Regions from separate parts of the Homo sapiens genome. Here region 2 is linked to region 1. Evidence: chromatin contacts called from ENCODE Hi-C or POLR2A ChIA-PET data. All regions are on one chromosome and are shown on one strand. The core of a region is the stretch at or near the end of the contact, and the rest is flanking DNA. Distances in the headings are between cores, read along the strand shown. Region 1 overlaps EXOC2 (exocyst complex component 2). Region 2 overlaps LINC03066 (long intergenic non-protein coding RNA 3066).

The links. Hi-C counts contacts between places; a loop is a spot of excess contacts on that map. ChIA-PET counts read pairs that join two places held with the same protein, here RNA polymerase II (POLR2A). Pooled maps may share reads with other maps.
Region 2: a loop to region 1 is called in a map of Right ventricle myocardium inferior, with 9 times the contacts of the local background. The contact joins two enhancer-like sites. A Hi-C loop is called at or near these places in 18 of 168 maps with a recorded cell type or tissue (B cell, CD4-positive, alpha-beta T cell, CD4-positive, alpha-beta memory T cell and 14 more), 28 of 37 single-sample maps with no recorded cell type and 26 of 50 pooled maps. POLR2A ChIA-PET finds 5 or more read pairs at or near these places in 1 of 52 experiments (activated naive CD8-positive, alpha-beta T cell).

What each region holds. Positions count from the first base shown.
Region 1 is chr6:588,218-592,099 of GRCh38, forward strand. The region is part of intron 11 of EXOC2 (exocyst complex component 2); the gene reads right to left. Among named protein-coding and RNA genes, the nearest start is that of HUS1B, 67 kb to the right of the region's middle. Within about 2 kb of position 1,479, at least 2 of the 41 ENCODE cell types and tissues checked have a DNase peak (open chromatin) inside an H3K27ac peak, as active enhancers do.
Region 2 is chr6:193,759-197,856 of GRCh38, forward strand. The region is part of intron 2 of LINC03066 (long intergenic non-protein coding RNA 3066); the gene reads right to left. Among named protein-coding and RNA genes, the nearest start is that of LINC03066, 9.7 kb to the right of the region's middle. RefSeq lists an enhancer at 207-276. Within about 2 kb of position 2,525, at least 5 of the 41 ENCODE cell types and tissues checked have a DNase peak (open chromatin) inside an H3K27ac peak, as active enhancers do.

The DNA.
Region 1 (3,882 bases), core at 229-2,728:
TTACTGACAATGACAGAGGGAACAGTTAAGCATGTTCTGAATGTCAAAAGAAAAAATAAAATGTGAATTTAAGACATTTATATTGTATTGTCATTAAAACTGTAAAGTTCAAAGAGTTGTAAGGAATTGTTTCCACTTTTTTATTTTTTGAGATGGAGTGAGTCTCACTCTGTTGCCCAGGCTGGAGTGCAGTGGTACGATCTCGGCTTACCATAACCTCTGCCTCCTGGGTTCAAGTGATTCTCCTGCCTCAGCCTCCTGAGTAGCTGGGCCTATACCTGGCTATACCACCATACCTGGCTAATTTTTGTATTTTTAGTAGAGACAGGGTTTCACTATGTTGGCCAGGCTGGTGTTGAACTCCTGACCTTGTGATCCGCCCGCCTCGGCCTCCCAAAGTGTTGGGATTACAGGCGTGGGCCACCGCACCGGCCCTTCACTTTCTAATGAAAAGATGAAGTAATGAAAGTAACCTGAGGCACTGCTCCCATTCCACGCACATTCTTTCGATTATTTCCCAAGTGATGAACAAGGTGCGCAACAAGCTTGCTCAGAGTAAGTGAGTTACAAGAAAGCTTCTGTCACCTTTTTTTTTTCCAAAACACTGATTTTAAGCAATTTAGAATGAATATATATAGCAATAAATTAAGATGTCAGGGAAGGAAAGATGACGGTGTGTTTCCCTCTATCTTTGAGAAAGATTCAGACCTTTGGTGATGGAATACTGGTTATCAGATATTTGAGGTAAAGATATGACGAGATAGATGAAATTTTCTGGAATTTTTCCAGTTTCAAAAAGTCCATATGTTGTCTTCATAAATTACACACATATTCCAGAAATTCAAATATTTTCATACCAAATTAGGTATTCAGTTTGTTTCCTGAAAGTATAAGTAGGAAAATCCTTGGTCAGACCACATATCCTATCTGTATCCAGTGAATATGGTGACTGCATTCATCACCACCTTTGCTGGAGAGCAGTGACATTTGTCGAGCACCCGCACGGTGTCTGGAACGCTTCTCAATGCCGATCTAGAGAACTGACCGTCGAGCACCCGCACGGTGTCTGGAACGCGTCTCAATGCCGATCCAGAGAACTGACTGTCGAGCACCTGCACGGTGTCTGGAACGCTTCTCAATGCTGATCTAGAGAACTGACTGTCCAGCACCCGCACGGTGTCTGGAACGCGTCTCAATGCCGATCCGGAGAACTGACTGTCGTTGTTTAGGTTCAACTGAGATTTCACCTCCTCTAGAAAACTTCCCTGGACTTCCCCTCAACCGGACTGCACCCTTCCTATCATACATTTTCATACAATTTTGTACTCCCCACTACCTCACACTTTTCACTATTCCAACTGAATACATGCCTATGTGATTTTTTAGATGGTGTGTTTCTCCCTAGACCACAAGCTCCAAGAGGCCAGCTCGCACTGCACTTCCGGCTCCTGGCACAGCAGCCAGCACCCTGGTGACCAGCCCTGGCTGCACATGAATCGCCCGGGAGCTTGAAATTGCCTGGACTCCAGCCACAGAGATTAGAATGTGCTTGGCACGGAGGGAAGGGGTAAGGCCAAGAATTGATAACTGGTTGTTAAAAAGCCCCAGTGGACGCGTGGTAGCTCACGCCTGTAATCCCAGCACTTTGGGAGGCCGAGGCGGGTGGATCACGAGGTCAGGAGATCGAGACCATCCTGGCTAACACCGTGATGGGGTGAAACCCCGTCTCTACTAAAAATACAAAAAAATTAGCTAGGCGTGGTAGCGGGCGCCTGTAGTCCCAGCTACTTGGGAGGCTGAGGCAGGAGAATGGTGTGAACCTGGGAGGCGGAGCTTGCAGTGAGCTGAGATCGAGCCACTGCACTCCAGCCTGGGCGACAAAGCGAGACTCTGTCTGGAAAAAAAAAAAAAAAATCCCCAGTGGACTCTGATGGGCCCTTAAGGTTGAGAGCTCTGCCGAACAGAGTAGACTCAAAAATTATTGGTTGAATCAACAGAGAAATAAATATGTAAGGCTTTCTAAATATTCCCAAAGACTGCAGACTGTGTGTAACATTTGCTGTCATTTTCACTTGCTAAAAATATAAAATAATTAATGACATTAATGGGGATGTTGACATGGCTTCAGCAGAGATACCTGGGTTTTCTTAAATACCAAGCATAGAAAAAAATGGCATCAGAGCTGGAAAGTACTCAAATCCAAGCCAACTAATTCATGACAAAACTATGCTAGAAAGAAACAACGGCGACCTCTCCATTGTACTTCCTTCTCTACCAAGACTGCTCTCCTGTTACAGCTCCTGATCCTCCCAGGGACCTGATGAGGGCCATTACTCCTTTTCATGTCATCCAGTTAGGGGCTCAGGTCTCAGGCCCTGCATTTGCCAGAGTCACCACCAACAGCGTAAGAGCAATCCTAAGGACATTTCTCTTTCATCTTCTGCTTCATCTTGGAGATTTTGCTGACCACTCCCTTCTGTTTTCCTCCCGCCATGACCACCCCTTCTTCGTTTCCTTTGAAGGCTTCTCTTCTTCTACCAGCCCCTAAAACATCACTTGTCAGGACTCTTTCCTGAGTTTGCTTCTTTTTTCGTCTTCTTGGGTAAATGCACGAGTTCCAAGGGACCACCTGTATGCCCACCAAGCTCAAATTTCTCAGTCTCTAGATCCAACTACTTCCATCTCTACTTACATGTCAGACAACCCCAAGTCAAGCTGTCCAAACAAAGAGGCGGAATCACTTTTCTCCCCTATGTTCCCTAACTCAGTGGCACCATCACCCTAACTAGCTGCCAGTCAGCCATCTGGAAATCACTGCTCATCCCTTCCTCCTCTTCATTTGTCCATCATCCAGCCCTATCAGTTCTATTCCTGAACGGCCCTGGAGTCCATGCTCTTCTTCACATTCCCACCACCTCCACATCAGGTGGGGTGCCTGTCTCCTCACCAGCTTCACTGCTCTGGGCTTGCTCCCTCTCATCCACCCACTATGGGCGGCCAGAGTCGTCATCTTTTCAAAAGTAAGTCTGAGCTTGTCTTCCCCCAATCCATTGACCCCAGCTTAAAATCCGTCAGCGACTCCCCATCGCACTCTGGGTGAAGTCCAAACCTGTCACAGCAGCCAAGAAAGTTCGTCTCTTCACTCCACCTCCACGATCTAAGCTCCAACCACACAGGATTCAGAGGCCTTCTTGTGCTTGTAACCTGTGCACATTCTCCCTTCCTGGAAGTCTTAAATGCTTTCCTTCTCTATTTCAACTGTCAAGTACAGATACCCTTCTGATCTCAAAAGAGATGTCACTCCCTTCAGCTCTCAGAATGTCACTCCCCTGACCTCAAAACCCTGGATCAGAGGCTACTCCTAAGCACTCCAATGTCACTCAGAACTTCCCCAGTCATATGAAACAGCACACAATATTCTAACAGCTGGCTGGTTATCTGTCTACCCTACTATTTTGTGAGCTTGCATGAGCTAGGCCCTTGTCTGTTGTCCTGACTACTGTGACTTTGGCACCCAACAGTGTCTGCAGCATAGCAGGCATTCAATATACTCAATATTCTCCAAATGATAGTATACAAACAAAAGCCAATACACCTGCACACAAATAGACCTTTGACTTCTCTCCCCCAGCTTCCCTCAGGGCCTCCACACAGGTGGTCCCTTTCTCAAGCTGAGATGGCTAGTAAGCTACCTTTTATCCTTCCAGTTCTAATACGGAGGCTTCTCTGAGACATTCCCACACCAGCCATCTAAAGCATTCTCCTCAGTTACTCCCTTTTGGAACATCTTGATTTTCTTTTTTTCTTTCATCACATGTCCCAGCATTTTATTTGGTTAGTTACATGTTTAGTGGCTTTTCCTTCCTCTAGCGGTAACTCTGG
Region 2 (4,098 bases), core at 1,275-3,774, 390 kb before region 1:
CCTGAATCCTGAGACACATGACTGTCTGAGAGCTCTGGGGGTGGAAGGATTACACAACTGTGCTGGTAATTGCTACCTTTTGAGTGTTAAGTGTGCACCTTGGGGCATTCCCACTGACAAGGGACTCCCACGCACAGAGTCCATTTCCCTAGAACGTTATAATCAGTCTTCCAGATCCTTGGCCACTCAGAGGAGCACCTCGCACGTTTCAAAAGGTAACTTCCTGAATACACATCTGCTGGGTTTTCCTTCCTCCAGCTCTTCTCTGTTTCATTTTTCTCATCTTACTTTAAGCCTCTTGAGCAGATTAACAAGGCTGAGAAAATTCCCCCGGTCCTTTTTAGCTGCAACATGATTCAGCATACTTCTGATCATCCTCTTAGGCTGATATGTGGGTTTTCTTGACATTTTTAGGGACCTAGTTTGATGTGTTTGTCCTGTGAGACTCACTGTGACACCGGAAATAGACCCTGTGATTAACTACAGTGTTGTGCTTTTTTTTTTTTTCTAAAGCCACAGTCATATTACCGGGTATGTGTCATTTATCAGATATTTTTGGGGTACTATGTTGCACCTTATTATCTAAAAGCCAGGATTCAGAGGATGTATAACTCTCATAAGAACAGTGAGTTGGATACTGAGAGAAGATGTTCAAGATCAGAAAGCAACTCAGAGATAAAATTGAGATTTGATTTCCTAAATTCTAACGTACTTAATTTCACAAAAGAACAAAATACCAGCAAATACACAACTGCCCAGCGACTTTGTTGTAGTGAAATTAAAACCCACAGATGGTCGGGCGCGATGGCTCATGCCTGTAATCCCAGCACTTTGGGAGGCCGAGGCAGGTGGATCACATGAGGTCAGGAGTTTAAGACCAGCCTAATCAATATGGCGAAACCCCATCTCTACTAAAAATATAAAAATTAGCCAGGCGTGGTGACGCACACATGTAATCCCAGCTACTCGGGAGGCTGAGGCAGGAGAATTGCTTGAACCTGGGAGGCAGAGGTTGCAGTGAACTGAGATCGTGCCACTGCACTCCCGCCTGGGTGACAGAGCGAGACTCTGTCTCAAAAAAAAAAAAAAACACCCACAGATTACCAGAACCACACTCTTGCTCTGTGATGTGTGGGGCAGATGCATAGCTGAGCCTTTCTCGGATGGCTGGCGTGGGAGGAGAAGCGATCCACTGGCCCTGGATAATGGTTGATGGTGCTTTGTTTTGTGTATTGCTTCCTTCTATAAGGGCGGTCAGGGTCTCAATGGGAAAGAGGAACAAGGAACGTTAGAGAGATAATCGTTCCTAGAAACACGAAGAGGGGCCGAGAATTAGAGGACAAGAAGGAATGAATGTCAATGTTGTTAGGGACAATTAGGAAATGTCATACTATCTGCAAATACCGGATGTCTGAAATATTTTAGCAAAACTGAAATAAATAGATTAGAAGAATAAAGTTGGAGGACGCATGCTGCCTGATTTCAAGGATGACTATAAAGCTACAGTAAAAAAGACCATGTGGTATTCACCTAAACATAGACAAATAGATCAGTGGGTTAGAAAAGAGTCCAGAAACAGCCCATACCAATATGGTGTATTGACTTTTAGCGCAGGTGCATAAACAATTTGATGGAGAAAGGGGAGTCTGTTCAGCAGATGGTGCTGGGCAATTGTAGATCCACATGCAAAAGGAGATGAACTCAGCAGGTACCTCATACCTGATACCAAAGATAATTCAAGCTGGATTACAGACCTAAAGATACAATATAAACTACAGAGCTGGAGAAGAAAACATCGCAGCTGTTAGGAATGGGTATTTGTCTTTGTAGTGTTCCATTCATATCAAATCATGTCATGCTGTATAAGTTGTGTCTGTAACCAGCTTTTTGCCACTTAGCATTGCATTTTTCCAGGTCGTTAATGTTCCTCCTGCCCCTTCACTGATGCTGACTGTGCCAGGCCATCCTCTGAGCTCTGATCTAGAGGAGCGCTGTAAGGCAGAGGCTGCATAAAGAACCTGGCCTCCATGAGTAGGAATCCAGAAACACACTTGGCAGTCCAGCCCATCTCTCCCATGGGGTGGCCTTGGGATAAAGAGCATGGGCCCTTCTGCAGTGACAAAACTCAGAACTGTTGGAAAGTCATGGACCTCACAGAATCCTGAAAACAAAAAGAGAGCTGTGCTTCATGAGTCACCTCTGACTTCAAGAGGAGCTGTCTTTTCCCTTGGCCCCATTGCACGTGTTTTCCAGAACCACAACACCCTGCGATGTCTGTATCTGTGCCTGTCACTGTCTTATTTAAGAAAACCCCAAACCACATGAATTGTGATAAACAAAAGTATTTTGAATTCCACCCTTTAGGCTTATTATGACATAAAAAATCATGCCCTGGATGTAAGTGGGCTGACACTGCTGAATTCATGATAGGAAATGGTCATCTGACTTCCTTCTGGAGGAGAGGCCTGAGAGGGAGGGAGTGCTTTGACCGGAGTCCAGGGAGCACTGAGATATATTTAGCCTCTCATAAGCATGGGCTGCCAAGGTTAAGTCAGACCAGTTCTACTCCTCTGTGTGTCCTAGGACATCACTTGATCTATATTTCCTGTCTCAGTTTATCCTGAATGTAAGATTTACTCCAAGAGGGCAGGAGCTGGGCCACATCTGTTTCATTTTCATTTTCTTCTGTATTCCAAATATCAAGCACAATGCCTGGCATCCCACAGGCATGAAATAAAAATGTATTGAATGTCAGTGAATGAATGAATAATGTATGGATAGATGGATGGATAAAATGGAAGGGTGAATAGGTAGATTGGTGGGTGGATGAATGGATTGGTGGATGGTTGGATGGATGGATGGATGGATGGATGGATGGATGGATGGATATGATATATGGATGAATAAGATCGGTGGATGGATGGGAGAATGGATGGATGAATGCATGGATGGATGGATGGATGCATGGGAGGATAGATGGATGAATACATGGATGAATGCATGGATGGATGGATGCATGGGAGGATAGATGGATGAATACATGGATTGATGGACAAATGGATGGATGGATAGATGGAAGGGTGGATGGGTGAATGGGTAGATGGACGGATGATTGGATGGGTGGATGGATGTGAGGATGGATAAGATGAGATGAGATGGTATGACTTTTTGTTGGTTCTGTAGTTCAATTAGTTCAATTAGGGTGCTTTTTTTTTTTTGAGACGGAGTCCCGCTCTGTTGCCCAGGTTAGAGTGCAGTGGCACGATCTCAACTCACTGCAAACTCCATCTCCCAGGTTCCAGTGATTCTCCTGTCTCAGCCTCTTGAGTAGCTGGGACTACAGGTGCCTACCACCACACCTGGCTAATTTTTGTATTTTTAACAGAGACGGGGTTTCACCATGTTGGCCAGACTGGTCTCGAGCTCCTGACCAAAGGTGATCTGCCTGCCTCAGCTTCCCAAAGTGCTGGGATTACAAGCATGAACGACTGTGCCTGGCCTTGGTGTTTTATTGAAGCGATGAACTCAGGTTTTTTTCTCACACATTCCACACATCAGGCTTCTGTTTAGACGATGTTTGATCTTAGTCATGAGAAGAACCAGGTAATGGGCCCTCCTCTTATTTATCTTTATTCTTTGTAAAACCCCCAAAGTTGCTCATTAACAACAACAACAACAAAAAGAAAACCCAAAAACATACTCAAAAAACCCTGCAGGGGCCTCCATCTTGGTGGGATTCATCTACCAAGCAATCTGCATTTGTCCATCAGGGTCACACATAAATGTCCTTGGGCCAGGGTCTGGCATGGGCCTCCCACATTTGAGCCCCGACAGGATGTGATTCCATCCCCCCTGCAAGGCTCCAGCACCCATTTACCCCAGGGGCCTAGTGAGCAGCCTTCTTCCTCACAAACGAGCCTGTGGGCCTGTCCCCTTGCATAGCTGCGGGTTTGCTCTTTTTCTCACATAGAGAAAAATATATAAAGAATGAAAGCCAAAGAAAGTAAGCTGTAGGGTCATTTCATGATAAATGAGATAGGGCTCCTTTTGAGCTTTTTAGAAAGTTGAAGGGCAGATACATTGGCTCATGCTTGTAAT